6 separate regions of the Mus musculus genome follow, and regions 1, 2, 4, 5 and 6 are each linked to region 3. The links are chromatin loops, found by intact Hi-C in ENCODE. Cell type or tissue: heart. All regions are shown on one strand. Region 1 holds the start of Aven (apoptosis, caspase activation inhibitor). Region 2 holds the start of Chrm5 (cholinergic receptor, muscarinic 5). Region 3 holds the start of Nop10 (NOP10 ribonucleoprotein). Region 4 overlaps Slc12a6 (solute carrier family 12, member 6). Region 5 holds the start of Emc4 (ER membrane protein complex subunit 4). Region 6 holds the start of Emc7 (ER membrane protein complex subunit 7).

What was found. Peaks named below come from ENCODE experiments on the same cell type or tissue, not always from the same donor. Only the 100,000 strongest peaks of a DNase experiment are listed, where the experiment ranks them.
Region 1: it touches region 3 in a loop (2.5-fold over the local background); 14 of 42 quality-filtered maps call a loop at or near these places.
Region 2: it touches region 3 in a loop (2.4-fold over the local background); 19 of 42 quality-filtered maps call a loop at or near these places.
Region 4: a loop joins it to region 3, with 4 times the contacts of the local background. A loop is called at or near these places in 13 of 42 quality-filtered maps.
Region 5: a loop joins it to region 3, with 4 times the contacts of the local background. A loop is called at or near these places in 24 of 42 quality-filtered maps.
Region 6: it touches region 3 in a loop (4-fold over the local background); 15 of 42 quality-filtered maps call a loop at or near these places.

Annotation. Positions count from the first base shown.
Region 1 is chr2:112,491,011-112,496,010 of GRCm38, reverse strand. It overlaps Aven (apoptosis, caspase activation inhibitor), which reads right to left and starts at 3,047. Exons shown (of 6, transcript NM_028844.3): 1 at 2,790-3,047. The coding sequence starts at 3,020. It also overlaps a transcript of Chrm5 not described here. In heart, CTCF peaks have their summits at 2,583 and 2,782; a DNase peak (open chromatin) is centred at 2,710; H3K4me3 peaks cover 1,910 bases; H3K27ac peaks cover 1,977 bases.
Region 2 is chr2:112,478,929-112,483,928 of GRCm38, reverse strand. Chrm5 (cholinergic receptor, muscarinic 5) reads left to right here and starts at 3,112. Exons shown (of 1, transcript NM_205783.2): 1 at 3,112-4,857. The coding sequence starts at 3,160. The coding sequence ends at 4,758. In heart, CTCF peaks have their summits at 1,943 and 2,161 (motif pointing right); no DNase peak of the experiment used is centred here.
Region 3 is chr2:112,259,872-112,264,871 of GRCm38, reverse strand. Nop10 (NOP10 ribonucleoprotein) reads right to left here and starts at 2,946. Exons shown (of 2, transcript NM_025403.4): 1 at 2,795-2,946; 2 at 1,974-2,559. The coding sequence starts at 2,848. The coding sequence ends at 2,419. In heart, CTCF peaks have their summits at 1,902 (motif pointing left) and 3,016 (motif pointing right); a DNase peak (open chromatin) is centred at 2,921; H3K4me3 peaks cover 1,768 bases; H3K27ac peaks cover 1,122 bases.
Region 4 is chr2:112,337,348-112,342,347 of GRCm38, reverse strand. Slc12a6 (solute carrier family 12, member 6) reads right to left here. Exons shown (of 25, transcript NM_133649.2): 6 at 4,936-4,990; 7 at 4,359-4,489; 8 at 2,861-3,102; 9 at 303-517. The region is part of intron 2 of Gm39908 (a long non-coding RNA gene); the gene reads left to right. Among named protein-coding and RNA genes, the nearest start is that of Gm39908, 13 kb to the left of the region's middle. In heart, a CTCF peak has its summit at 2,390 (motif pointing right); no DNase peak of the experiment used is centred here.
Region 5 is chr2:112,365,768-112,370,767 of GRCm38, reverse strand. It overlaps Emc4 (ER membrane protein complex subunit 4), which reads left to right and starts at 2,741. Exons shown (of 5, transcript NM_026519.3): 1 at 2,741-2,949; 2 at 3,252-3,366. The coding sequence starts at 2,864. In heart, a CTCF peak has its summit at 2,896; DNase peaks (open chromatin) are centred at 667 and 2,757; H3K4me3 peaks cover 2,394 bases; H3K27ac peaks cover 1,443 bases.
Region 6 is chr2:112,452,554-112,457,553 of GRCm38, reverse strand. It overlaps Emc7 (ER membrane protein complex subunit 7), which reads right to left and starts at 2,529. Exons shown (of 5, transcript NM_133749.2): 1 at 2,254-2,529. The coding sequence starts at 2,486. In heart, a CTCF peak has its summit at 165 (motif pointing left); a DNase peak (open chromatin) is centred at 2,573; H3K4me3 peaks cover 2,125 bases; H3K27ac peaks cover 1,622 bases.

The sequences.
Region 1 (5,000 bases), 230 kb before region 3:
CTACAAGCTGTTCGCCCAGCAAAAGATGATCCTGCAGAATTTATAACGACCTCAGACTACTCAAATACAAAAAGCAGAAAGGGTCTGATTAAAACAGGGTTGAATCACCTGAAGGGATATGTCCCCAAAGAGGAGACCCAAATGGCCAGTGCATATATGAAAAGGAATCTCAGTGTCACTCATCATCAAAATCATGAGAACAAGCTACTCACCTAACAGTATCTAGAAACTTCTAAATAAATGGAAAAACAAACAAATAAACAACAACCACAAAAAAAAAAAAACCCACACAATGAAAGATCACCTTTAATCCAACACAGGAGGCAGAGGCAGGTAGATCTCTGAGTTCAAGGCCTGCCTGCCTGGTCTACAGAGTCAGTTTCCAGGGCAGCCAAGGTTACATGCTGAGACCCTGTCTAAAAAATAAGAAAATAAATAAAATATGCCTACAACAAAAAAAGAACAACAACAAAAACGTAGTTAAAATAAAACCAGGGTTCTAGGGTTCTGAGTTTGCGTTCCAGGCTGAACTACATGATAAGATTATATCACAGCAAACAAACAGTTAAATGAATAAATAAACCCAGCTGTGGTAAAGTAGATGTGTAATCCCATACCTTAGAAATTGAGGCAGGGGGGCTGGTGAGATGGCTCAGTGGGTAAGAGCACCCGACTGCTCTTCTGAAGGTCGAGAGTTCAAATCCCAGCAACCACATGGTGGCTCACAACCATCCCAAACAAAATCTGACTCCCTCTTCTGGAGTGTCTGAAGACAGCTACAGTGTACTTACATATATTAATAAATAAATCTTTAAAAAAAAAAAAAAGAAATTGAGGCAGGAAGATCTTGATTTAAGGCAAGGGTGGGCTACATAGTGAGATCCTATCTAGAAGATGATGAGAAAGAAGATGAGGAAGAGGAGAAAGAGAAGGAAGAGGAGGAATTTTAAAAACCAACAAGGGCTAGCAAAAAATGCAGAGATAGGCCGGGCGTGGTGGCGCATGCCTTTAATCCCAGCACTTGGGAGGTAGAGGCAGGTGGATCTCTAAGTTCGAGGCCAGCCTGGTCTACAGAGTGAGTTCCAGGACAGCCAGGGCTACACAGAGAAACCCTGTCTCGAAAAACAAACAAACAAACAAACAAAACTCCCAAAAATGCAGAGATAGGAACTCTCATATGTTATGGTAACATCAATTGGTATAGCATTACAAAGAGCAGTACGGCTGTTCCTTAAAAATAAAAACTATAACCACCACTAAGGATTCCACAATCCTATTACTAGGTATATATTCAAAGGAACTGGAGTCAAACATTTGCATTATTGTGTGTGTGGGGGGGGGGGGGGGTGTGTGTGTGGGTGTGTGTGGTTTTTTTGAGACAGGGTTTCTCTGTGTAGCCCTGGCTATCCTGGAACTCACTCTATAGACCAGGCTGGCCTCAAACTCAGAAATCAGCCTGCCTCTGCCTCCCAAGTGCTGGGATCAAAGATGTGCGCCACCACTGCCCCGCAGAAAAAACATTTGCATTCTTGTGTTTATTTTTATTTACATGAATGTAGGGGGGGTGCATATACCGAGAGTGTGGGTGCCTTACAGAGGATTAAGAGCAGTTTGCTACTGTTCTGGAAAACATAACTGCCTTTAACGTGGGCTCAAAGGATCTGATGCCTTCTGGCCTCTGCTGGCACTACACTTATGTACACACACACACACACAGAGAGAGAGAGAGAGAGAGAGAGAGAGAGAGAGAGAGAGAGAGAGAGAGAGAGAAAGAGAGGAAGAGAGGAAGAGGAGAGAGAGACGGGTCCACGGGCGCAGAAAAACTAATATACTTCTTTAACAAAAACAAAAAATAGATATAAACAAATTCTTGTATTTTGCGAAATTAACAATTGCATTAAGGATAATAACACACTGCAGTAAAGGTGACTGTCCTGATAATTTGCTTATCACACTCAGTAAGCTCATGGTTCATACCACACATCTTTAGAAGGAATGGTTTCAGGGCTTCTTAGTTCCCAAGTAAGTTACTTTGGAGGAGTACATATCTAGAAGTTGTTTCCATTTGCAGTCTAATCATCCAGAGGGAAAGCAAAGGACGTAGACTGTGTGGAATCCTGCAGCTGGACAGTGGTCCCTACACAGCTGGAACGCTGTTGACTGCTTTCAGAGCACTGCACTAATCCTGATTTAGAGCACCAATGTGCCCAACATATAAGATATGAGTACAGAAAGGCCTTGGGAAGGTCGGTCAGTTTCTCCTCATTTAATCTTTAGGTACCCAGAATAGTCTCGGCGAGACTAAATACGAATCTGAAGAGTGGGAAAGATCTTAGAGGTCACCAATCCAAACCAAAATGAAGACATAATCTTCCCCCCATGTCCTTCCATCCAGGTATGGGTGACCACAGACACTGTTACCTAGGCAATGTGGGATGGGATAAAGGAAACGGAGGGCAGAGTAAACACTTCTGTGTAAATCTGTATTCTGGTAGACTTCGCTCCGCAGGAAGTCACTTCTGGGATAGCACGCCAGGCTGTAGCCCGGACACCAGGCGCCGCCGTTAGTCTCCATCAGACCATGGGACTCTGGCACCAGCAAAACGCGGAGGCCGGTCGCTTAGTCCTTCGGCCACAAGCAGCCAGGGGCTGAGCGTGCACGGTACACGTGCATGTCCCCTCTCCCTCCCCCCCCCCCCCGCGCGCCCTCCCGGCTCCATCCCGCGCAGGCGCTGTGCCTCGCGCTCCCCACACGCCGGCTAGCGGCCGCAGCAACCCGCGCTCCTTACCCGAGTGCTGGCTCCGCCGCCCCGGCCTCCAGGCTCCCAGCGGCCGCCTCGCAGGCCGCCACCTCCTCGGCCTCGGCGGAAGCCCCGGCCTCGGCCCCGCCGGCCGCCTCCGTCCCCGCAGCCTCCTCTCGCCAGCGCCGTCGCTGCCCCGACCGGCTCTCGGTCCCCTCCGGGCCGCTCCCGGCCTCCCCGCCGCCCGCGGCCGCCCCTAGCCCCGCGCTCAGCCTGCATGAGGCCGCCGGCGAGCAGAACGCGCGAGCCGCCGCGGAGAGCGCAGGCCCCACCGGAAGCAGCCGAGCGCCGGCCGTGGTGATCGGGGCGCGGGGCCCGGCCGGGGCGGGGACCACGAAGTGATCTGTAATAAAAGGACGCCATAAAGTCACTTTGTGTGATAGTTCTTAATTCATATGAGTGTTTGCATGACACAAAACCTAAGGTGTCCGATGAGTTTTTTAGTTAACCTGATTTAAAGAAGATAAGTCATTTTAAAGTCAGGATTTAGGAAGGGTTGAGGGTGAGTCCCAAGTCACAGGTCTGGACAGCGGCTCAAGTGGGTGGAGGGTCCGGTAGGGAAGGGGAAAGATGCTTGAAAATCTTGAAGAGAACTTGTAAACGTCGTTGCTGTAACTCACATTGAGCGCTTGATTCTCATAGGTACTTGCCCTTATTTTGCAATGAGGCAACAGTCCTAGAGAGCTTAACTCCCCTAGCAGGACTTGGTTAGACAGGGTCCAAAGACAAGGGTAGCGGGAAAGTTAGTTATAGAAAGACAAGAGAGAGCTGGGAACGTAGCTCAGTTGGAGAATGCTAAAATCGTCTTTGGCGTGAGAAAGAAAGAAAGAAAGAGAGAGAGAGAGAGAGAGAGAGAGAGAGAGAGAGAGAGAGAGAGAGAAAGAAACAACAGAAGCCGAGGTTAACAGAAGCCGAGGTTAATTTTGTCTTAAGGAAGCTACCTGAAAACAATGAAAGCAAGCCCAGCCATGGTGGTGCAGGCCTTTTAATCCCAGCACTGGAGAGCCAGGGGTAGGCCCATCTCAGAGTTCACAGCCAGTCTGCTTTACAGAGTGCAGGTCAGAGTTACAGGACTGCAAGGGCTACACAGTGACCCTGTCTCAAAAAAATAAAAATAAAGTAAAAGTAAAAGTAATTAATTAATAATAATAAAAGCAAAGGGATGGAATCAGCCTACCAAAAGAAATGTCACTTTCATCGCGTCTTAGGCCCCTTCCTTATAGCCATATATCACTTCTAATTGTGTACAGAATTATATACCAGTAGCACTATGTTCCGAATTGAAAAGACAGATTGGCCCCACCCTAAAGTCCTCAATTCACGTGGAAGATAATTATATAAACAAATGATTCTGCTCCAGTGAGCTGAATGCTGTGAGCAACTCAAGATCAAAGCTGGAAGTTGGCTTTTCTTAAGTAAACCCCCAAGGTACAGCCTGATGACTGAACTGGAGTTGACCCAGCTAACAGGTGGCAGGGAGTGGGGGAACCTATGTGATGAGAGAACCCCTGGAGGTTTGTCAGCTTAAGATAAAATGTCTTTTAAAATGGTTATCCCAGCTGGGCAGTGGTGGCCCACGCCTTTAATCCCAGCACTTGGCAGGGCAGAGGCAGGTAGATTTCTGAGTTCGAGGCCAGCCTGGTCTACAAAGTGAGTTCCAGTACAGCCAGGGAACCCCTGTCTCAAGGAAAAAAAAAAAAAAAAGAGTACTTGGTACCCACAGATACCTGAAGACAGCTTTGGATTCCCTAGGACTGGAGTCATGGATAGTCTTAGCTACCATGTGGATGCTGATAACCAAACCTTGGTCTTCTACAAAAGCAACAACTGCTCTTAATTGATAGGTTATTTCCCCACTGGTGAAAATTCAAGTCAGGGAAGTCACCACGGGGCGAGGGGGACGGGCTCATGGAAAGGAAAAAACAAATGTTTGGATTATATAGGGAAAAACCTCTGGGGGGGGGGGGGGGGCGCCCAGCCCCTGGGCTGGAAAGTTCAAGGCTAAGGGTAGGATATGCCAGGTAGGGACTGGGGGATGCTGGGAGAACTTCGAGGCAAGGTCTGGTTTGAAACTAAAATATGCACCTCAGTTCCTTGTCCCAGGGTCCCAGCCTTTTGTTGATAATGAATGGGTAAGGGGCAGAATAATCATCCATGACTGCTTCCTGCTGACACTGGGGTACTGTTATGGGGTGTGGG
Region 2 (5,000 bases), 220 kb before region 3:
CCAGAGTACCTGAGCTCTTAGGCCTGCATCGCCAGGTCTGACGTTCCACTTGTTATGTATTTTAAACATCTGCATCTACTACTTAGGGGTACTCACAGGACACAGAGGGATTCTAGCAGTACCTATGCTGTAAGCCCCAAGTTCCTGCCCGTTTTATTCTAGAGGTGATAGAACGATCAAAGCCCATGAGGCTCTAATGGAATTTGTTAAAGAGCTTCAAGGGTTCAGGCTTAGAGAACTCAAAATTGATGGAGCCATCCCTAAAATATACACTGCAAATTTCTACTGCCCTCCACACTCTAAGCTGTTGACCAGGTTTTCTGTAACAGACATTATCAGAAGATAATTTCCAGCCCTGCCATCACTAAACACAGCAGCTGGGATCCGTACTCTTATACTCCATCTTCCCTTGGGATACTATTGTTGGACCTCAGTTCCAGTCCCAGGCAGTTACTTCTGTTGCCACGTTAGGCCCCATGCCAGCTCACTTATCTGGAGACCAGAAACTCTAGCATGTTCTCCCATGTATCAGTTTTACCTTCTAATGTGCCATTCTCATTAGCATGAAAATGTGGTTTATTTCCACTTTTCTTTAAAAATAAGAAAAGGCCAGGCTAGACAGATGGCTCAGCACTTAAAAAGCACTCGCAGCTCTGCATGAAGGCCAGGATTCAATTCCTAGCATTCACACGGTGGCTCACAACTGTCTGTAACTCCATTCCTAGGAGACGACTCCCACTTCTAGCCTCCAAAGGGCACTTCATGCCTGCACAAACATGGTGCACAGACATCCATGCACACATAACCACTCTCCTCCTCGTCCTCTTTCCCATGTCCACACAGCTTTCTGACCACCGCAGCCCCCAAACAATTTAACAAGATACATTCTGATCTCCTTGGAACTAAACCCAGGCTCAAGCATCAGTCCTAATCTTCCTAGATCAGTCAGCCTTGCTTGAAGCAGGGGATTGCTGTCTCCTCAAGACATTCTCCTCCTGTTGCTTACAGGAAAACATGTGTTCATTAGGAGTGCAAAGATGAATATAGAATCTTTGCTTTTACTTCTTTTGGAAAGAGTTTGCTGCCAAGGAATTCTGGACTTTGTGACTTTCCCATAAATCTATCTACAGCAGTATTTCCAAGGCTTTTTATGACATGGCACACATAGAAAAATAGTAAGTTTCCAGAAGTCTGAGAATACTGCATAAGACAGAAGGAAAAGGAGCCCCACCCTCACCCCAGAACTGGGAGGAAAACACTCTCTCTCTCTCTTCCTCTCTCTCTCTCTCTCTCTCTCTCTCTCTCCCTCCCTTTCTCTCTCCCTCTCTCTCTCCCTCTCTCTCTCTCTCTCCCTCCCTCCCTCCCTCTCTCTCTCTCTCTCTCTCTCTCTCACAAACACACACACACACACACACACACACACACACACACACACACACACACATCCAGTGACTCCCTGTCTAGTCCTCGAATTTAAACTGTCTCACCGGCTTTCCTGTCCTCAGCGACAGTGCAGCCATTTAATATCCTCAGGAATAGGCCTTTCTGTCCCTGAAGGCCCAACTTTCTTCCTGGATGGTTGATAAAGCCGAGTAATATTAAGCCTCTCAATTCATGTGCTGGCACATCTCTTTTATGCTCCAAGGCACTTAGCACACTAATAAGCACCATTTTTAAAGCCAGTCAGTTGAAATCCTGCTCCTAACATTATCGCTTCAGACACAATGAGAAGTCATCTCTTCAATGAAATGAACCTTGGACTGCACTTCTTCTTTATCAGTCAAAAGAAGTGAAATACAGGTCACTTAATAAGAGCTGCCTAAAACTTTGTTTCTTCACACATTCCTTCGACAGGAGTTCTGGAGTTCTTCCTGATATTTAACCCACTGTGAGCACTTGTGTTTTAAACCTACTGCTTCTGGTTGCTACATCTGGTGTTCATGTCCAGTTTATGTGTCCCAAATTCAAGTCTGTCACACTCACACTCACCTTCCCCCTCCCCCAACTCCACTTTTATCCCCCACCCAACCCCCATTCCTGCCCTCCACTCCTCCTTCTCCCTCCAACCTCCCCCTCCCTTCCTTTTAAGCAATTCTATTTTTTCTTTTCTTTCTCCCTTACCTTCTCAACCCCCCCCCCTTTTATAAAATTGCCACAAGAGGGCAGCAGTTTCACACATATGAAAGATGCTCAGGCATTGAGGGCTGTTTGAAAAAGCAAAAGGATTATACAGTTAAAAAAGGGCTGGTGGTCGCACACGCCTTTAATCCCAGCACTTGGGAGGCAGAGGGAGGCAGATTTCTGAGTTCAAGGCCAAGCCTGTTCTACAAAGTGAGTTACAGGACAGCCAGGGATATACAGAGAAACCCTGTCTCGAAAAACAAACAAACAAACAAACAAAAAAAAAACCAAACAAACAAAAAAGTAAAAGACACAAAGTTGGGTGGGTGGGTGGGTGGGTAAGGAGGGGTGGGTCTAGAAGGGGTTGGGGGAGTGAATATGATCAAAATACAACATATGGAATTCTCGAAGAACTAATACATTTTTAAAAGAATAGCCCTGATAAAAATGTTACTACTGATGGCCTAGCAATTTCTATGGATGAAGAATGGTTTCAGTGGGAGAAGCAGGGAATGAGAGAGGGCAATGAGACAGGAAGACAAAATTCATTTGTTATGTGTGTAAAAATGTCAGAATTTTTCATTGAAAAACATGTAATTGAATTTTTATAGTCAAAGTCCAAAATTCATTAGGCAGAAGAATTTTGCAATGATAAAAATTATATACATATATTACTATACTGTTATCCAATGCAATGATGTGTACAGATATATTTCTAGAATGTTATCCAAAATGTATTTTGCCTTCTACCTTATACTTACCTTAAGTATTTCAACACTATGAATAGTTTTGATAATTAATTTCTTCAGTGGGGAAAAAGGTTCAACAATTCAGCATCTTGTTCTACGTGCACTTCATAATTTTGTTAGCAATGATGAACCCTAAATGAAAAAGAAAACTATGCAGAAGTGTGTGTGATGAGCGGAACTGACCTGTTTGTGTTTCTTCCAGATACTGGCCAAGAAGAGGGGAGGTAGCTCCAAACAGAGAGTAGCGCCAAACCTTGGACCAAATCTGAGTGTAATTTCTTGAGCCAGGATGGAAGGGGAGTCTTATCACAATGAAACCACTGTCAACGGCACCCCAGTAAATCACCAGGCTTTGGAACGCCATGGACTGTGGGAAGTCATTACTATTGCAGCTGTGACCGCTGTGGTCAGTCTGATGACCATTGTCGGCAATGTCTTGGTCATGATCTCCTTCAAAGTCAACAGTCAGCTCAAGACAGTTAACAACTATTACCTGCTCAGCTTGGCCTGTGCAGACCTCATCATTGGCATCTTCTCCATGAACCTCTACACGACCTACATCCTCATGGGACGCTGGGTTCTCGGGAGTCTGGCCTGTGACCTTTGGCTTGCACTCGACTATGTAGCCAGCAACGCTTCTGTCATGAACCTTCTGGTGATTAGCTTTGATCGTTACTTTTCCATCACAAGACCACTGACATACCGAGCCAAGCGTACCCCAAAGAGGGCTGGCATCATGATCGGCTTGGCATGGCTGGTCTCCTTCATCCTCTGGGCGCCAGCCATCCTCTGCTGGCAGTACTTGGTCGGGAAGCGGACAGTACCACCTGATGAGTGCCAGATCCAGTTCCTCTCTGAGCCCACCATCACTTTTGGGACCGCCATTGCCGCTTTCTATATCCCTGTCTCCGTCATGACCATACTCTACTGCCGGATCTACCGGGAAACAGAGAAACGAACCAAGGACCTGGCTGACCTCCAAGGTTCCGATTCTGTGGCAGAAGTCAAGAAGAGAAAACCGGCTCACAGGACCCTGCTCAGATCTTTCTTTAGCTGCCCTAGACCCAGCCTGGCCCAGAGAGTACGGAACCAGGCCTCCTGGTCATCCTCCCGTAGAAGCACCTCAACAACGGGAAAGCCAACCCAGGCCACTGATCTAAGTGCTGACTGGGAAAAGGCTGAGCAGGTTACCAACTGTAGCAGCTGCCCCTCTTCAGAGGACGAAGCCAAGGCCACCACTGACCCTGTCTTTCAAGTGGTCTGCAAGAATGAGGCCAAGGAAAGCCCGGGGAAGGAATTCAATACCCAAGAGACCAAGGAAACGTTTGTGAGCCCTCGGACTGAAAACAATGACTATGACACTCCCAAGTACTTCCTGTCTCCAGGTGCTGCTCACAGACTCAAGAGTCAGAAGTGTGTTGCCTATAAGTTCCGATTGGTGGTAAAAGCTGACGGGACCCAGGAGACAAACAATGGCTGTCGTAAGGTGAAAATCATGCCCTGTTCCTTCCCAGTGTCCAAAGACCCTTCAACAAAAGGCCTGGATCCCCACCTCAGCCATCAAATGACCAAACGAAAGAGAATGGTCCTAGTCAAAGAGAGGAAAGCGGCGCAGACCTTGAGCGCCATTCTCCTGGCCTTCATCATCACATGGACTCCTTATAACATCATGGTCCTGGTTTCCACCTTCTGTGACAAGTGTGTCCCTGTCACCCTGTGGCACTTGGGTTACTGGCTGTGCTATGTCAACAGCACCATCAACCCCATCTGTTACGCTCTCTGCAACAGAACCTTCAGGAAGACCTTTAAGCTGCTGCTTCTCTGCCGGTGGAAAAAGAAAAAAGTAGAAGAGAAATTGTATTGGCAAGGCAACAGCAAGCTACCCTGAATCCTTAGCAACTCCTCTGGAAAGAACAATGATCACAGTCTGGTTTGCTTGTTAAAGGAATGTCATCTGCCATTCTGAGTCCCTGAAGGCTTGTCAAGGTGCAAGGTCTGTTGTCAAACAAAGAGTCACACATGCACCTGCCTGTGAGGTGAGTCTTGTCCATTACCAAGGCCACCCAATGCCTCTAGAATTTGCCAGTGAATCAGAGAGACAGACTCAGGGCCCTTCTCTGGAAGTACACT
Region 3 (5,000 bases):
ATGGCCCTGTAACTCCAGGTCTAGGTGATAAGACCCATGCTGGCACTGCACTTAAATACACATAAAAGATTTATAGTTTAAAAAAAAAATGAATCAAAACCATCTTAATTCCAGGGCTTGGAAATTCACTTTGACCAAATGGCAATTTCCAGTCGAGTTTGATAGCTTGGAAATAAAACGAAACCCGTTAAAATGTAAAATTGTATTAGATCTTTGAGTATTTGACATATCCAAAGCCCTTGATTCTATCCTCATCAGTGAGGGTGGGGGCAGGGTTAGAAAACTGGTACACTTATTTATTTTGAGTGTACAAATACATGAGTCCTTCTGATTATAGGTCCCAGGATCTGAACCCAGATCTGCAGGCTTGTGGGTGAAGCACCTTTGCTGCCAAAATACCTCTTTTGCTCTTTAGAGAAAGTGAAACATGAGTTCATGTTGCACAGGATGTCCTCAAACTATATAGCCGAGGATGACTTTCTTTTTTCTTTTGTTTTTTTTCCAGACAGGGTTTCTCTGTATAGCCCTGGCTGTCCTGGAACTCACTCTGTAGACCAGGCTGGCCTCGAACTCAGAAATCCACCTGCCTCTGCCTCCCAAGTGCTGGGACTAAAGGTGTGCGCCACCACTGCCCGGCAGAGGATGACTTTCAACTTCTGACCTGCCTTTACTTCCCAAGTGCTGGAATTATGGGGTCACTAAACCCAGTCTTCTGTAAAGCTATGTGCATGTTAGAAAGTCACTGGACCTACTATGTTATGTACACCCTCAGCTCCCTTTAGTTTTCTGATACAAGGACTAACTACATAGCCTAGGCTGGCTTGGAACTCATAGGGATCCTTCTACCTCATTCTATGACAGAATTAGACATCAGCTACCATGCACAGCCTGGATTTTTAAATATAGCCTATAGCTAGCTAATGGCTGGGCAGTGGTGATGCACACCTTTAGTCCCAGCACTTGGGAGGCAGAGGCAGGCAGATTTCTGAGTTCGAGGTCAGCCTGATCTACAGAGTGAGTTCCAGGGCAGCCAGGGCTATACAAACCCTGTCTCGAAAAACCAAAACCAAAACCAAAACCCAAACCAAACAAAAACCTTACAAATGTACTGTGTCTTGAAAAACCAAAACCCACACCAAACCAAACCAAAAACCTTACAACTGTTCTTGAAGAAAAGAAGCCCATCTCCTCAGGAATCTACTTTCTAAGGCAGCCTTGATGGCCATTCAAACTTCACAGACTTTACAATGACATTTTGCGCAATTTCTGCTCTCTGACACATGCCAGTCTTTTTGCATGTATTTATATGCACTACCTAGCTCACTCTGACAGCTCTTCCTCTTGCCCCCAAACACATAATCAAGCTCCCTAAAGCCATGTGTATCCAGGGGATTGTCTAAGTCATTGCTAGAGTCACACGTTTCCTTTTCTCCATGGTGACTAGTACTACCTCCAGGTTGAAGTCTTTATTTTGGTATGCACAGCTCGTGGCATAGAAGTAATGCTAACAATGCTAATGTTTTATTTTTGCAATCGAAGGACAGAATTAATTGTATCCAATACTGAAAAAAACCAAGAAGACATATCTCCTACCAGACAGATTTCACTGGCTTGGTAAAGAAACATCCACAGGCTGGCGCACACCTTTAAGATAGTGTTCAAAGGCAGAGGCAGTTAGACCTGAGGTCCAGGGCAGCCAGCTCTACATAGAGACTCTGTCTAAAGAGAGAAAAAGAAAACTTCCAGGGTTGGGCATACTTGTTATCTCAGAACTCAAAATGTAGTGGTAGGACTGGAGAGAGGGGTGCTTCCCAGAGGACCTGTGTCTATCCCCTGCAGTCACAGAAAGACTAGCTATCAGTCTCTAGTCACCAGGGATCTGACTCCCTCTTCTGGTCTTGATGGTTACTGGCACATATAGGCATAGACACATGTCGGTAAAATACTAAAACACACATACATTTTTTTTTACTCTTTGAGGAATTCAGAATATTTTTTAAAGGGCCCACAATTAGACAGTAGTTTTCCAGGGAATGCTGACCTTTGTAGGAGTCTTTCACAGCCTTTTTCCCCCCAACACCCTATCGTCGATGGCACACAGTTCTATTGCTACAATGAGGGCTTACGAATGTTCTCAAGTGGCCTTGTACTACCAACGGTACTACCCTTCCCCCATCTCTTCCTCCAACAACACACAAAATGAACTTTCAGTTCACTATATCTTTAATAACCTGGCATGAAAAAAAGAAAGAAAAATATTGTTCCTTTTACAGGCGAGGCCCATCAGTATAGACTCATTCACGTGGTGAGTGAGATAGGATTCCAAACAGCATGGGAAGGCTTCAAGGCTTACAGATTGACGCGTTTGGTTGCTGATAATAGGCCGAGGCATGAGCAGCGTAAAAGATTAACGAGCCCTCAGAGGACAGGACGCGGTTGCTGGGTCATGAGCACCTTGAAGCGTTTCTTGATGGTGATTCGGTGTCTTGAATATTTGTCATCTGGGGAGAACCGAGCAGGATGGGCGGAGCAAGTCTGTTGTCCCATAGGGTCAAATTTCTGCTCAAGGAAAAATAAAAAATATCTCAATATGAGTGGTGTGATAGAAAGAAACAAGAAAATGGGTGACCTGAGGCCAGGAGATCGCGTGGTCAGAAAAAGAAGCCACTGCCTATCTACCACGTTTTGGCTCCGACATGGCTCCACTCAGTGGGCTGCGCAGGCCGGTTCCAACTGTTCCTCCCATCTAAATTTCTCGTCCTTTTGATATATAGCTGTTTCCTCCTCCCCTTACCTTCAGCGTATAAACGCGATCGCCCTGCTCGTTGAGGTAATATTGGAGAAACATAACTGCCCTCAGCAAAAAGACACACGTACTACCGCCAGCCGCGTTTACTCCGAGTGCGCCGCTTCAATCGCGTGCGCCAACAACCTTCCAGATTGGACGGAAGTCTCTCCAAGGCATCCTGGGAAATGTAGTCCATTTCTCCAGTCATATCCATGTGACCAGAAGGGGGCATAGTAGAGCAAGTCTTGCTTGGCCTTGGGTTCCAGCTAGCAGCAACCTTGCAAAGTTATTAAGATCCATGGAACTGCCCACTGTGTGCCAGCCACTTGCCAGGGATTAGGAAGTAGGGATGGATGTGGGTTGAATGTTGATGCATCATTCACTGTTGATATCAGTCCTATCTTTAATTTCAAATTGCACACCCATTTCAGAGGCACCACTTTTCGAATTCCTGGAGAAACAAGGACTCAAGGATTCTCAACCTCCTATATCCTAGGGAAGAAGTTAAGATTTTTTTTTTTGAACCCTACTTTTTACATCCGGTTTCCCGCCCAATTTCAGAGTATTGGCGGCAAAGAGTGCATGATGGGTATTCGATATTATGCAAAGCGAACAGAACGGAAAGGTTTTCTTGTGAACCGGTGGATTTTGTTTTAGGGATCGAACCAAGATTCAAACTCGGGACCTGACCACAAGTTCAGCTCTTTCTTATATGGTGAGTAGCAGATAATAGCAAGTAAGGTACGCCTTCTCGGGGTATTTCCAGTTTTTAAAAGACTGAAAAGTCTCATAAGATTCTAGTTTAAGGTGGCGCACGCCTTTAATCCCAGCACTCGGGAGGCGGAGGCAGGAGGATTTCTGAGTTCGAGGCCAGCCTGGTCTACAGAGTGAGTTCCAGGACAGCCAGGGCTATACAGAGAAACCCTGTCTCAAAAAGAAAAAAAAAAAAAAAAAGAATTAAAAACTAAAACCAAGATATTGCAAAATGATCATTGCAGCACTACTTATAGTGGCAAAAATATAGTAGCATACTAAACTTGTAGCCAGAAAAATCGTAAAGTTTTTTTTTTTTTTTTTAAGTAGTGACTATAGACAGTTCGACTGCCGTTTTCATGAGATACATTAAAAAAACCCGGGAGCTTAACCCGTGCTTGTAACCCCAGAAGTCCAGAGGCTGAAACGGAAGGATTTCTAACATCCTAGGTCCAAGGCCTACCTGGACAGTATTCTAAACAGTGAAACCCTTTTTTAAACCGAGAAACAAACAAACAAAAGCGTGGTGGGTGGGTGGATGTGTTCGCGAGTGTTCGTGTTTTTGTGTGGGGGGGGTGTGGGGGGGCGTGGGTGTTCGAGATTTTGCGGGGGTGGGAATATACAACAAACAGTTAATATTGGTATCTTCTGGCATGGAGGTCTTGGTACAGGGAATGAAAGGGAAGAGTGTTTGCTGATGTAGGGTTTTTTTTTTTTTACATAGCCTGGATTTTTGTTCGTTTTGTCTAGGTTTTGATGTTATTGTTGTCGACTTTTAACACACACACACACACACACACACACACACAGACAGAATTTTAGTCCTTTTCACCCTCCCATCTCCCTTTCTTAACTCCCTTGGACTCCCCCTCAAAACTTTTCTTAATCTGACTTTTGAGTCATACTAAAATATTAATTTAAAATTTAAAAAGTAATTTAATGAAAAAACTTTATGGTAATTTTAAGGCAGGGGTTGTGCACTCAAGGGGCTAAGGTCAGAGAGTCTTAGATTTCAGCCAAGACTACATAGCCAGATTGTCTCAAAAATCCAAAAGGAACTGGAGATGTGACTCAGTGGTTAAGAATGCTCGACTCTGTTACAGAGGACCCATCTTCAGGTGCCAGCACCAACTCATAACTGGTTCTAACTCCAGTTCTAGAGGCTCTGACTCCCTCTTCTGGCTTCTGTGAGCACCAGGCATGCACCCAGCTGAAGGTGAAGGTCTTTAATACCAGTTCTCAGGAGGTAGAGGCAGGCAGATCTTTGTTGAGTTCCTAGCCAGCTAGGGCTAAAGAGTGAGCTCCTGTCTCAAAAATCAATAATCAATTAATTAAAATCTTTTTTAATTTAGTAAAATCTTTCAGCAAATGGGGAGAAAAAAGGGCCGTGGCTTCCAGGAATTTCGGGAGTGTTGTGACGGAACTGTTTGGGTATTACAGAGAGTTTTTTTTTTTTTTT
Region 4 (5,000 bases), 77 kb before region 3:
AGGTGCCCACGCTGGTATAAACATACCATCCATGAACATATAATCAGTTATAATTAAATTTAGTGTGTATGCAAACTAATGAGAGATTAATGAGTATGAGTCAATGTGATCAAAATAACATAATGTGCATGCATGTATAAAATATAATAAACTCATTGTTATGAGTAATTAAATACTATAATACAAAGTAAAAAATAGGGGGAGGGTGAAAAATCTAAGATGGGAACGCCTATTTCCCACCACTGTCCTTAAAGAAGAAACAACACAAAACAAACCGGGTCTAGTTAAACTCTCTAACTTACCAGTAATGATACCACTAGCCAACCCTGGAATGCCTTGGATTGAGATGACGTTATTGTGAACAAAGTACTCATCACAGGTGGCATTAAAGAACTGACTCGAGTTGCAGAAGAATCCCCATAACTTTGATGGTACTGTCATGTTGTCAACCTCCTTGGTCTTAGAGCAAATGTCAAGGTGTCTTGATGACAGGGTACGGTTGCCCAGCATACAGACCCTAAATCAAAGCAAACAGAGAAGAGGAGAAAGATCAAGAAGGGAAGAAAGAACAGAGAAAACTAAGTCTTTAAGACCTTTTAATGCTGGTCAGTAAAGGATAAAAACGTCACCTCACAGGGGTTTTACCGCAATGGTAATAGGGATGAACACCTTAAACTGAGGTGACATGTATCTTCTGCCAGGGTAACCCTCACAGATCTCACAATATTTTAATATTTGTCTTATGTTGCTGGAGGCATTAACAGTGATTCAGTATTCTGCCCAAGATCAAGGTCATACAAATGACAGATGTAGGTAATATGATTCAAACATAAGAACTATACAAAGAAACTATGCTCAATTATCTTCCAAAAAATATTTGGCTATTCATCCATTTTCAGGCTCAAAAGAATCCTGGAGGGGCTAGGGAGGTGGTCCAGTGAGGTTGGAGCTCTTGTTCTGGAAGCATGAGATCCTGAGCTCAGATCTCTAGCACCCAGGTCGTTTCCACACAGGCATACACATGGGCAGTCACCGCCCCACCCCCACACCATTACCATGTGCCAGCAACAACAATAACATTCCAGGGAACTTCTGCTCTTATTTTTTTAAAAAAAATGTCCAAATGCCCATATTTTCATTTGCTTGTTTTCTTTCTAGACAGGAGGTGTGGGGGGAGGGGTGTTGGAGGAAAGGAAAGAAAGAAGGTAGGAAAGGAAACGTGAAGATGTCTATTGTCATAACCTCCTGGGACTGCTGGCTCTTCTAAGTCTTCTGGCTACTGTTGTAGGGCAGCCTGACTAGACTTAAAAGCATATCCCTCTATGGCCCAAGAGAAAACTGGCTTTGACCTTAAACCTAGACCCAGTGGTAAAAAGGAAATTTAAGGATAATACAAATATTGACTGTAGCTTTGCTTTTTTCCACTACCTAGAAACATAAACAAGAATGGAGAAAAAGAGCCGTAGTAAAATACTGCTGAGCTCAAAACCCATGGCTCAGATTCTTCAGAGTGGCTTCATACATACACAATGAGCCACCGATCTATCACTTGGCCTCAACAACCCTTAACAAGCCTAGTTTTGTTTCATGGTTTCTCAAAGGTTTGATTTTTTAAAACATATTATTCTGGAATTTTAAAAAACAAAATAGCTTGCACTGGGATTTCTTTTCCAACCAAACAAAATTGGAGAAGCCCAAAGGGGAACCTGAAGCAAAATGGAATTTCCCAAGTTGAGATACAGCTAAACTGTTGCATCTAAAACCTTTATAACTCTAAAAAAGATCTTATTTTATGGCCCTAAGCAAGCAAAATGAAAACTTACGGTGGGATTTATTACTGACATCACACAGAAGAAATACCAAACAGCAATCAGGAAATCAGAGTCCCACGTTCTTGCCCTACCATTAGCTGACTTGGGGAAAGTCATTCATCTTCAGTGGACCTGCCTTTTCATCATGAAAAATAAAGTTTTTGTTTTGTTTTCCCTGTAAGCTAATTTAAATCAGCGTAATATCAATAAATTTGATCCCCTGCTGATTCATGTGACTTCAAAGGCAACTTCTGTAACAAGATTACAAATAACTCAGTGTCAACTGGCCTGTGTGTCACAAATCCATGAGACAATAGGTGAGTCTGTGAGTGAAGACACTGAACAAATCCATCACTTCATTACTGCATATTATGTATGGCATGGAACGTCCAGGGGACATACATGTGATAAGACAGTCATTTCCTTTTATAGCTGGTAAGTCTTAACACTTACAGTACCAAGAAAAAAAATAAACAATTTGGGTAACTCCTAAAAACAAAGATTTAGTTTATGGATATACGGGTGTTTTTGCCTACCTGTATGTCTGTGTGTGTCAGTTGTATGCCTGAAGCCTGTAGAGGCCTGAAGAGGGCACCAGATCCCCTAGAACTGGAGTTACAGACAGTGGTGAGCCATCATGTGGGTGGGTGTTAGGAATTGAACCCAGGTCCTCTGAAGATCAGCTATTAACTACAGAGTCCTCTCTCCAGACCACTACTCTAAAATTCTTTTGAATCGATTTTTATTTTAAAAGCAATTGAACATTGGTTGTTGGTAATGACTATGACTGCAAAGCCCTTCATGGATAGTTCACATAAACACATTCATTATTAGGGGGTTGGGGGAGCACACTTAAAGAGAGGTACCTTAATGATGGCTATGGCTGCTAGGTCTACATTTCAGAAGTGATGAAGAGGGTAAACAAGACAGTATGTCAAGAAGCTTCCTTCTGGGAAACTGGACCAATAGGAAATCACCCCATGACATTCTGGTGGAAATGTTCACATTACCAGATACCATCACTGACTATGTCAAAGATAGGTACGTACGGGAAGTGTGGTGGAGCAAAGGAAGACTTGATGGCACCAGCATAGATAGCCAAGATCGACACAATTACACAGGCCAGGAAGAGTGAGGCAAACTTATTCACATAGCGTACGCCGATGAATACCACCAAGACCATGAGGACCAAGAAGGCTGTACCATAGACGCGCATGTTGTTCAGCATAGCTGCTGACTCCTTGAGTGCATCGTCACTCCGAAAGATGGCAGCTCGGGGGACAATGTATACCTGTCAGAAGAAGAAAGAGAAGTAGAGGAGATGTGCGGCCATTTCAAAACAATCAAGGAGAGGGGCTATAATAGTTTGTTTCTTTTGTGAAGGACAGCTAAACAAACAAACAAACAAAGACCAAAACATTAATTTGTATCCTTCTTTTAAAAAGTGATCTTATTTTTATTATTTATACGTGTACTGTTGTTTTACCTGCATGTATGTTTTGTGAAGGGGTTGTATCCTTTTTACCTGGAGTTACAGACAGTTGTGAGATGCTATGTGGGTACTAGAAATTGAACCCTGGTCCTCTGCAAGAGCAGCCAGTGCTCTTAAGCACTGGGCCTGTCTCCAGCCCTCCTTTCTTCTTTATAATCATTTACTTTTAGACAGGGTCTGATTACCTAGCCCTAGTTGGCCTGGAACTCAAAGAGATCCACCTGCCTCCATCTCCCAAGTGCTGGATTAAGGTTATGTGCCATTCCTGACTGCAAATTAAACACATTTTTATTTGGCTCTAGAATGTCTATAAAAATGTTATGTTGTAGATTATTTTTGTTTTCTATTTGCTATTCTGAATACTGCCTTTCCAAATGGGAACAAGAAAAATGAATAATTTTATTCAAAAGGCTATAGAAAAGATGAGTAGAGAAATTAAAAACTCTTTCATTGGTATAAAGTTATCAAAAAGAGGGGTATGGGATACAACTCAGCCAGTGAAATATTTGTTGCACAAGAATGAGCACCTGAGTTTGATCCCCAGGGGAGCTGTGCATGGTGGTGTGCACTTTTCATCTTAGCACTGGGGAGGTGAGGGCAGGAGGAACCTTGGAGCTGAACAGCTCTGCAGCCAAACGTGTTGAGCCCCAGGTCCCAGGGAAAGACCCCATCTCAACAAACAGGATGGCTCCTGAGGAACAGCAGGTGAGGAAATAGGTTGATTGCTGGCCTCTACACACATACAAACACACATACAATGTAGAAAAACTTTATGTTACTTTTTTCCATTGACATATGTACAAGTCTTTTGTACTTAGCTATGACTTCCCTGGCTGAGGTGATAAAGTTGGGGACAATCAGCCAGAGGGGACAGGACAGGCAGGTGAAGGACACCTCAACCTTTCTGCTTCCGAGTCATGGTAAGCAGACGGTCCCAGGCAGTCATCACCTCATTGGCTGCCACAACTCGCCTGATCTCAGGAACCTTGATATCTAAGGACAAAATAAACCCACAGAGCTTCTACATTGTAGTCAACAGTTAATCCATCACTTACCAGAAAGATTTCAATGGCACCAAGAATATACATGGCTGCTGCAAATGTGGTGCCAAGATAAAAGCAGAGGCCTACAGCCCCGCCAAACTCTGGGCCCAGGGCTCTGGAAATCATGAAGTATGAGCCCCCAGCTACAAGACAAAACAGAATTCGAACAGCATCACAAGAAGAACTGTAAACAAGTCATAAGAAATAATCTTAAAATGTGCACAAAAAGATGTTTCAGACTTTGGGAAATTGAACGTAACAAAGTAGATTTGCTGGGGAAGATGGTGTGTCCAATACTCTACATTTTGTCACTACTAGGGAAAAAAATGGAATCCTTCCTAAAGAAATAAGATAGTCTAATAAAACATTTTATAAGCAAAGAGTATGGCTGAAATTCAAGCACTAAAAATAGTCTAAAAATAATGAGATTTCAAAACCTTAAGCTAAACAGCATTTGTCTCTCTGGCTTGTAGGAAGTGTCTGTCACAGTACCCTATGAACAACAGAACAAACACATTCATGTTCTCTGGAAAACCGTAACCACAGTGATTACTCACTGACACTGTGAATTTCAAGGCTGGGCACTGACCTGGCACCACTCCGTTAGTGGCGATGGCGCTCATGGAGATGGCAGTTAACATTGTCTGTAGAAGA
Region 5 (5,000 bases), 110 kb before region 3:
GATAATCTTTTCAAAAGAATAAGCAGATCTTGCCACAGTGGTGCAGGACTATAATCCCAACACTTGAAGGCAGAGGCTGGAAGATCAAGAGTTCAAGGCTATCAATTGGCTACATGATGACTTTGAGGCTGTCTGAACTATGTGAAACCCTGTTTAAAACATAAAATAAAATACAAACAAATAAACAATCAAACAAAAAAAAGTGACAAGGAAAATGAGCAAGTGAAGTTTGTGGAGATGCCCTTCATTTTTCTCCTGAAGCATTCCCACATGCATAAAGTAGTCTCCTACATTCTATTGGATACTGAAGGAGTTGTAAGACAGAAAAACAAAAACAAAAAACAAAAAAGGCCCTGATCATACCACATATCTTTAATTTTAGGAGATAGAGGCAGGCTAATCTCTGAATTTAAAGCCAGCCAGGGGTACATAGTGGGACCTTGTATAAAATAAATAGATTTAAAAAGAAAACAAAAACCTAACTTCAGATAAGGAAAGAAAACTAAAAGCAATTCTCTAGTAACCATTTGACAGTTAAATCTTTCTAACCGGGGGATGGGCCTCCAGGGGATGGGCGTGGGGCCCTTGATTGCACAGCTTGCTCATTGGCACTGCGTCCAGAATCCCGTGGTTTCATCACTTCTGAAAACTTTGGAGGAAGCTGGAGAAGGACTCAATGTGCAGGGCTTGGAAGGCATCACTGGCTGAGAAAGCCAGGCATGCTGAGGCTGGGGCTGGGGGCAGTGCTCAACTTTTGTTATTTATTCATTTTACATCCCACTCACTGTCCCTGTCCCCGTCCCCTTCTCCTCTGATTGGGTGGAGGCCCCCTGTGTATCCCCACACTGGGCTGGCACTTGGTCGGCAGCCCAGTTAGCAGAACATATCCCACGTGCAGGCACTGAAGAGCTGGTCACCTCAGTGCTCAGCTCCTTGGAGTATGTGAAGAGGGGTGGTCTTGTGGCACCCAGTCATGAAAAACACATGTATGCTGGCAGCCACTTTGTGGTTTGACATGCCAGTGCAGCCATATCTGCCTGTTGTCATCTTTGTAAATAGCTTATCACATTATACTAACAGTACTGAAAATACCGCAGATGTGAGCATCTCGTTCCAATGGCTTCGTCTTCCTGAGATACAACTTAGCAAATGACATTTAAGATTCTCGGGGTGAAGGAATACACTTCCTGGCTGACTCCTTGAGGACAGAGTAACTGAGATTTATAGTTTAAAGTTTCATATAACGAGGAAATACTTTAAGTAGAAAAATGCGATTTTATCAAACAAGTTTGTTTTTAAAATATGCTCATTAAAAATTTATTAGCACACGAGTGCCCTAAAAATTAGACGTTACCTGAAAACTATTACTTAACACATATTAACATTTGTGATAGATAACCTATTTTATATTTTGTTTTACATATGTATAATTCTAACTTATTTCTACCGTGGCACATTTAATGACAACTTATTTAATTACAACTTTTCAATCATCAGTTTTGCTTTTCGTGGCTTAGATTATCTGCACGTAGCTCTCCTAGCTTCACTTGTGTTCTACAAACTTTAAATGGAAAATTCTAGACTAATGTCTTAGGTTGCAGTGTTCTGAATAGCTGGTAAAATCTCACACCCTCCGCCACTCTGCTACACTGTATGTCATACACAGCCTTCTCTTCTCTGCACATAGAACTACAAAACTGGAAAATGATGTGGAGGTGGGAATCTTCAATGTGTGCAGATCACCGTCATCTCTAAGAGATTATCTCTTAAAACTTAAGTTGGCTAAGGAGGTATTCTTCAGCCAGATCCTCAACCATACTGTCACAGTAGTCCTTTCCTCAAAACTACAGCCATAACAAACAATTTGGGAATAACAGTAATAAAGGTAAATAGAAGAAATAAACAAAACTACTGTATTTGAACTGATAATTTAAAAGTAGGCATTTAAAATAGTAATTCTTTAAAAATGTACATACTCTTAGATGTAGCAATTCCACTCCTAGTACAATAGGAACAGATGTCCCAAGTGATTTTCACACTAACACTGAATTATAAAAGGGGTGAGAGGGAGGAAACATTTTTCCAGTAATAGACTAAATTACAATACAGATGAGCCATTGAATATTAAACTCCTTTCTAGGAATGATAACGCTTAATGATAAAAAAAAGTTAGGTCTAGGTTATAGGTCCTATTTAATCCCACAACAGGTCAAAATTAGGCGATTATCCATCGTTTTGCATGAGGCAGGTGGAGCAATGAATTTAATTTAGACGAGGTGGCACAGTAAGTAATGAAAGGACTTAAAAGGAGACCAGATAAATCCTGAACTCAGCTTATCTTTCCATTCCCAGAGTCTACCTCGGTGGGTTAGTTTGCGAGTTAAATGGGGGAAAACCATTTAAACAAGAACAACAACAAGACAAATACATAGCTCCTGCGATATGTGGACACGGAGTACTCAGAGGTTGAATAATTCGCTCAAGGTCACCCAATTCCGGATAACCCCAGGATTAAAACAACATTTCAATTTCGTGCTCTTCTTGGCTTCAGTTCTTGTCTTTTCGGACTTCACTCCAGCACGATGGCGCACACCTGAGAGACAGAGCACAAGTGAGAGGTGTACTCGCAGGGAGGTTTCAGAAAGCTGCTCTTCTGGATGTCTGCGGATTTTCTAAATTCACGCATTCTTTCTTCTGTATTCCCGACAGGAAGTTTCCGGTGATCGTGTGACGTTCAATTATGCGCCGGAAGTGCACTGCGGCGAACGCGAGGAAGTCGGAGAGCTTGCAGTTGCAGCTAGTTCTTACCTGCAGAACGCAAGCGGCCGGAGGGTGTGGGTACTTTTAGCCAGCGGCCGCTGTCATGACGACCCAGGGGGGCCTAGTGGCCAACCGAGGCCGGCGGTTCAAATGGGCCATTGAGCTGAGTGGGCCGGGAGGAGGCAGCAGGTGAGTCTCTCGAGTGAAGCTCGGTATCTGATCCTTACCCTAGAACGGCCCGAGATCCAGCGGACCTGGGCCTCGTCTAAGTCTCCGACACGAGTGGGTAGCACATAGATGTTACCCAAGGAGCTTCTGTGCTGTGGAAGGTATTTTTCCCCAGGATCTTTTAGTTTTCCCAATAGGCAGAGAGAACTGACGAACGCACGAGAGGGTCTAATTTGGGTAGCTACATCTGAGGTTCTTTTTCCTGTGATTGATAGGGCTGGAAACCCGCAGTTTTAGTCTCTTGATTTGGTTTGGTTCTTTAGGGGCCGAAGTGACCGGGGCAGTGGACAGGGAGACTCCCTCTATCCAGTCGGTTACTTGGACAAGCAAGTGCCTGATACCAGCGTGCAAGAGACCGACCGGATCCTGGTGGAGAAGGTACAGAGGTATTAGACGTTACCGTAGCGTGTAGGCCAGCCCTGTTTCGCCTTACTCTCTGGAGTGGAGGTAAAGCAGCCGGTCATTAAGACACATTGCTTAAGATCCATGGTACAGTATCTTACGTATATGTTCCCTGACATAATTTCGGTGTGTTAGGATACTGTGTCACTTTTACCCTGAAAACATCCCAATCCTGCTATCATTTCTCACTGCCTTCAACTGTTACATCACCAGCCGTAGACTAACCATCTACCACCTATCCCTCCATCCCTCTATTTAAAATCATGCTTTCTCAACCTCAGCACTGTTTTCTCTGTTTTCTCTTTGGGGCTAAGTACATTTTTGTTGTTGTTGGGGAGAATTATGCTGGGTACTTACTTTAAGATGTTTAGTACTCCTGATCTCTACACATTAGGTACCACTATGGCTTTGCATAATTGTGTGAACTAAAGATGTTTCCAGCATTACCACGTTTTCTAGGTCTAAAGAGGTGCGCTTTGTGTATACCTGCAAATAAACCCCTGAGATCCTATATTCAAGTCTCCCCTTCTCAAATTCTCAGTATCCTTCTCTGTATGGAGTTCTAATGGGTCTTGTTATGTCCTACCTTGTCCTCTTTGCAGTCTCCAAACACAGCCATCAAAAATGATCCCTTTAAAACATGCCAGACCATCCCTACTCAAAATCAGTCTAAAATTCCATGTTCATTCCGCGTACACACCAAACGTCTTTTTAGTATTAGACATAACTCTGCTTGTACCAGTCAGACTCCTTGTAGCTACTGTGCCCTGTCTACTATTTTTACATTTGTTTACTCTTTCATAATGATTCCCTTGCTGCTCTGTAAGGATACCAGACAAATCCCCCTTCCCTGCTTTTTGTGTTTGTTCTCTAGTCTTAGAATGCTCTTCCTCAGGATTCCTTCATAACTTGCTAAGTCCCTCCTTTGGGGTCTCTCTAATATTACAGAGTCAAGCCTTTCCATGTGCCACACTGTTTGATTTATATGTTATGAACATATCACATGGCTTATGTTATTTAGCATCTGCCTTAGTAGCTGTTTTACAGGACTGTCACAGCACGAGTCCCAGTGTGCAGAGGGTGCTTGGTATCTTCTTGCGTTTATGCTTCCCTTGCAGCCTTAGTTTTGCCGAATAATTTTGATTCCATGGAATACATACATTCAGTTGTTACAGTATGAAAATGACACACACAGTCATTAGTCATTCTTGGATAAGTATTATCCTGTAATGTTTTATCTTGGTATATCAAATTATGATTACAAATTATTAAATGATATGATTTTTAAAAGCATATCATAAAATACTTGTATAACTGCTGTATTCTACAGAAAGTTATTTACAAATATGGTTGAGTTTTAATGTGAATAATCAAAATAGTTATGGTTATTTTTACATAGATTTATATATTTCATACTTTGTTAGGATTAAACTTATTTTCTTTTAGGTTTATTTTACGCATATCAGTGTTTTGTCTGCACATATATATTATGCCTAGAGCTCTCAGGTTAGAAGAAGGTATTGGATCCCCCAGCTCTAGAGTTGTGGATCATTGTGAGCCACCATGTGGGTGCTAGGAACCAAACATTGGTCCCCTTGAATAAGCAACGA
Region 6 (5,000 bases), 190 kb before region 3:
GTGAAACTATGTATTTAAAAAATATTCAAGGGCTGGAGAGATGGCTCAGCAGTTAAGAGCACTGACTGCTCTTCCAGAGGTTCTGAGTTCAAATCCTAGGAACCACATGGTGGCTCACAACCATCTGTAATGGGATCTGATGCCCTCTTCTGGTGTGTCTGAAGACAGCTACAGTATTATAAATAAATAATTATTTTTTAAAAAGTCACAAGTAAGTAGTATATAAGCTTATAATTTCAAAACAAAATAAAACAAAACAAAACAAAACAAAACACCTGGCAACCACCTAACTGTCCAAAAGCAGAAGACTGGAAAAGCGAGTTGTGATTTATATGCACATTATGATATGAAAAGTGGCTTAAGTGCTCTTTAACCCACTTCCTCTCACCTCCATTAGTAAAGTTCCAAGCTACTTCCCTAGAAACCAAAAATATAGTCAAACTTGTGTGCTGGTTATTCAAAAAAATAAGACAAATTACCAAGCCTATTTCCAACAACACTATCACCATAAGCCGGTCAGTGGTGGCGCATTCCTTTAATCCCAGCACTTGGGAGGTAGAGGCATTCGAAATTCTGAGTTCAAAGCCAGCCTGGTCTACAAAGTGAATTCGAGGACAGCAAAGGGCTACACAGAGAAACCCTGTCTCAAAAAGCCAAAAAATAAAAAGCCTAAAAACAAACAAAAAAAAAAAGACTATCACCATAAAAACCACATCGACTCTCAATTAGCCCTCTATATGAATATAAGAGCATGAATAAAAACATGTTCATAAATGTTAAATGAAAATTATGGTCTTATATGCTTTACTCTTAAAGACAAGTCATATGATTCTACAGAGTCAGAAAAAAATTTACTATAAAACATTAAAGGTTATTATCTTTCTGTTGCATCTTTTAAAAAGAAAATATCTTATTTATATTTTCTTCAATAAACATTTATTTATTTGTACTTGGACCTCTTGCATACTAAGTCCCACCACAACACTGTACCACCAGCTTTTTTTCCTTCTTCTTTGAGACAGGGTCTCAACGAAATAGTTCAGAGTACCCTTTAGCTTATGGTCCTTCTGCTTCCGATTCCTGAGTAGCTGAGATGCTAGGTCTATGTCACTGTGCAAGGCTAAACATATCTAACAATCTATATTAAGTTGTAAAATATCTTCAAAATAAAAATAGGAGGTTTTCAAATGTGCTGCATACGGCAGAAGTTGACTACTCAATTAAGCCTTACCTCCCACATCCTAGTGGGAATTTATTACTAATGAAACATTAATTAGGACAAAATTTAAACAATACCCTAATGCCAAATAACATTAAAATATTGGTTGTCAACTTGCCATTATTTATTAATCTGAGGTTGAATATCCCACAAGGGAACATCAACAATCTGCAGAAATAAGCAATTCAAGTTGAAACATCCACATTTAAGATGTATGGTTGAAGTTGGTCTATAAAGCCAGCAAAGAAATATTTTCTTTCAACTCATAGTTTCAACTCCAAATACTGATGGCAAAATTTAAAACATATTCGTGGCTTGAAGAATGAAAACGGACTGCTGACAAAGCATTAAGAAATTCAACCCACCTTCCAATCTAAACATAAATCACAAACTCTTAAGAACAAGAAAAGAACAACTAGGCGTAAGGAATCTCGAGTAACCCTGGTCTGACTTAAATGACGACTATGATATCGCAAATCCCTCGATGAATTCAATTGTAAAAAGAACAATAATCACAAACTCGGGCCCCAAAAAAGCACTCTTTGATTAGGGACTTCTGGGCCCATTAATTTTAGAAGCAGGACCATTAGCCTTACAGTCTATGTCATCACTGGGAGCCCTTTGGGCTTTGACAATTCCCACTTGTTCAGCATCTTTCTACACAACACCAAGCTATCAGAAGAGTGACATGGAGAAAGCAACTAGGTTTCAGAAACACTAGACAAAATGCAAAGCGGGTAAAACCCAACAGATAAATGAGACTCCCCTGGGCCCAAGTATGATCTGTCTCACACTGGAGCCAAAATACGGCTACAAATAAATGACCGCATAGGTCTCGGGCGCCTGGGACCACTGTCCGCCATCCTCGTTGCTGAAGTACCTGACTGCCTCTCAAGGTCTCCCAGCACAAACCGTTAGTGGCGCCGGTGCCTTCAGTTTCTGACAGCTACACTGAGGGTCCTGACAGCTGTCCTAGCTGGATACCCTTCCAGCGTCCGCCCCAATCGCTTTCCTGCTGCCCTCGGGATGCTCACTTAAGGAAGCCGACATGCTCTTCTCCGTCTACCAGCACTCGGGCCGCGGAGATCCAGTCCTGAGGCTTCACCCCCGGAACAACCGCACGTCCCTCGATCTTAAAACGATCTCCCAGGCCGACCCCACTACCTCCCGGGCCCTCGGCAGCAGCCCCAGGCACCTCCGAGCTGTGGGCATCTCCTGATAATAACAGAAGCAGGACGGAGAAGAAACCCCACAGAGCACCCGCCATGACAGCAGCTCTGAGGAGTCAGGCCTACGGCCCGGAAGTCCTACCCCGCCGCAAGGCCGCTAAAGCTGCCGCCACCGTCGCCAGCCGATGTCGTCATCATCCCGAGCCGGATCCGGCCCGGAGCTTGTCCACGCCCCGGAGAGAAGTTGTGACCGCTGACTAATCAGGAGAAGGGGCGCAGGATCAACGCTCCGAATGACCCAGGGCTGGGGCTTAAAAGGTGGCGAGGCTTTTAAGTAAAGATGCCAGGGCATGTAAGGCGAAGTAAAGCTGGCAGAGAGTTTTGCTGTGGCGTCCACAGTTGCAGGTCTTATCGTGGGCGTAAAGGACCATGAGACCGAGAGGAATGAGGATCTGAAGTGTTGAGTGCTGTGTCTGTAGCTAACAACATTCAGACATCGACCCTATCACTTTCTCAAGGTTCTTGCTAGCTCTAAATAGTCTCCTTTCTACCACATATCTCCGTAAAAGACCCTGTGCACTCTGCCTCCATAGAAAAGTTAAAAAAAAAAAAAAAAAGAGTGAAGCTCCCGATGGAGAGTGGAAATGCAGACAATTTGGGCTGAAAAGGAAAACAAAAAGTTTTTTAAAATCTATATCAAAAAATGGTGATCCATGTTTAAGTTCGCGGAGAATGTTTATTTTCATTCTGTGTTAATGCTTTGGTTTTTTAACAAACAAGGTTGCAGACTGAGAAAGTGAAGCACTCACTATAAATGGTAAATAAAATACCTAAGACACAGACAGGGCAAATGGCCAGACCACCAGAAAACAGTTACCTTCGTAAAGCCATGCCGCGTCTAGCATCCTTCTTCCAGTTCTTAATTCTTATTTACCAAGAGTGCCGCAACCCTGCTTCGTTTCTCACTGTTTCGTTGGCTAACATATTCTTTTCAGAGTTGATGCTTACCTGCCTTAGATAACTCAGTCATTGAGCAGAGGCCTAAATACTGTAAAAATTCATCCATCTTCTCTTCTACTAATACTCTTCTACTAATTCTCTTCTATTCAGTTTCTCTGGTATAGAGTTTTTCTTGCTACAGAAATTAATACACCTAACTTTATGCATGTTTCTAGTGGTCTCTATCTCCATCCCTTGACTCTGTGCCCAGAAATAGTCTATAAGCAAAAACATAAAATTAAAAATATACATATATGGGGGTAGAGAGATGAGTCGGCTGTTAAGACCACTTGTTACTCTTGCAGAAGACCTGAGTTCAGTCCCCAGCCCCCACACTATAGCTCTTCAAATTCCAGGTGATCTGATACCTCCACAGGCTAGTTCACATACATACATACATGTGAGCAACATCCATATACTTGATATTAAATAAATATAATATGCAACATAATGTATATTTATTTGACACACACTATTATATAAATAGTGCTTATTATATAAATAAAACCAGTATGTTGTGAATTCCTCCCCCATCGTGAGTTTTTTTTTAGATAGGATTTCATACTACAGTCCAGACTGGTCTTGAACTTTATCTGTTCTTCAGCCACTGAAATGCTGGAAGGATTGACATAAATTGTGAGCCATCACAATTACCTCAATATGTAATTTAATTAAAATTAATGTGTTATAATACATATAAATATATAAATGTATGCAGCTATAATGCATCTCTATTTTACATGTATATATTTGTACACCATCTATCTAATAGCAAACTACAAATGCAGTTCTTCATTTTGCCCTTTTTCCCTAATGTAGCTTGGAAAAAAAAATCTCTGTTTTTGGTCTATGTTTTATAGACAGGGTCTTATACCATAGCTCAGTCTGCCCCAGAATTCACTATGCAACCCAGGCTAACCTCAAACTTGTGGCAGTTTTCCTGTCTCAACCTCCCTAGTGCTAGAGCTAGTGCTGCTCTTGGCTGTAAATTATCCCAATGGTATATAAATGTTTCCTCATTCTTAAAATAAGGCTACCAAGTACCCCAGTATATAGATTTCCTGATTCCCTACTAAGAGACGTTAAAATTGTTCCTAATCTTACTGATTTTGCTAAAGTGCATTTCCTTCATCATGTGATTTCCATGTCCATATCCAGAATTCCTTTTTTTAATCCATAATGATGTGTTCCAGTATTCCTAATGGGTGCAAAAAACCCCAGATCACCCTATATGGACTCTCCTGTATTTACTACCTACAAAAAAGTTTAATTTATTAATTAAACACAGTAAGAGATTAATGATCTTAAATAAAATAGTGTAATTATAGTAATATACTGTACTAAAAGTTATTGTAGTAATAGCATATAATTAAAATCCAACAGAAGCTGAGGAAAGGAGGGGCTATCTTTATGAGTACAACAGATAATGGAAAGTGGTGGTTGAAGACATTTTATCTCAGTTTTTCTCTCTCTCTCTCTCTCTCTCTCTCTCTCTCTCTGTTGTTGTTTGATATTTCTTTTTTTGTCTGTTTAGTTTTTTTGTTTGTTTGTTTGTTTGTTTGGAGACAGGGTTTCTCTGTATAGCCCTGGCTGTCCTGGAACTCACTTTGTAG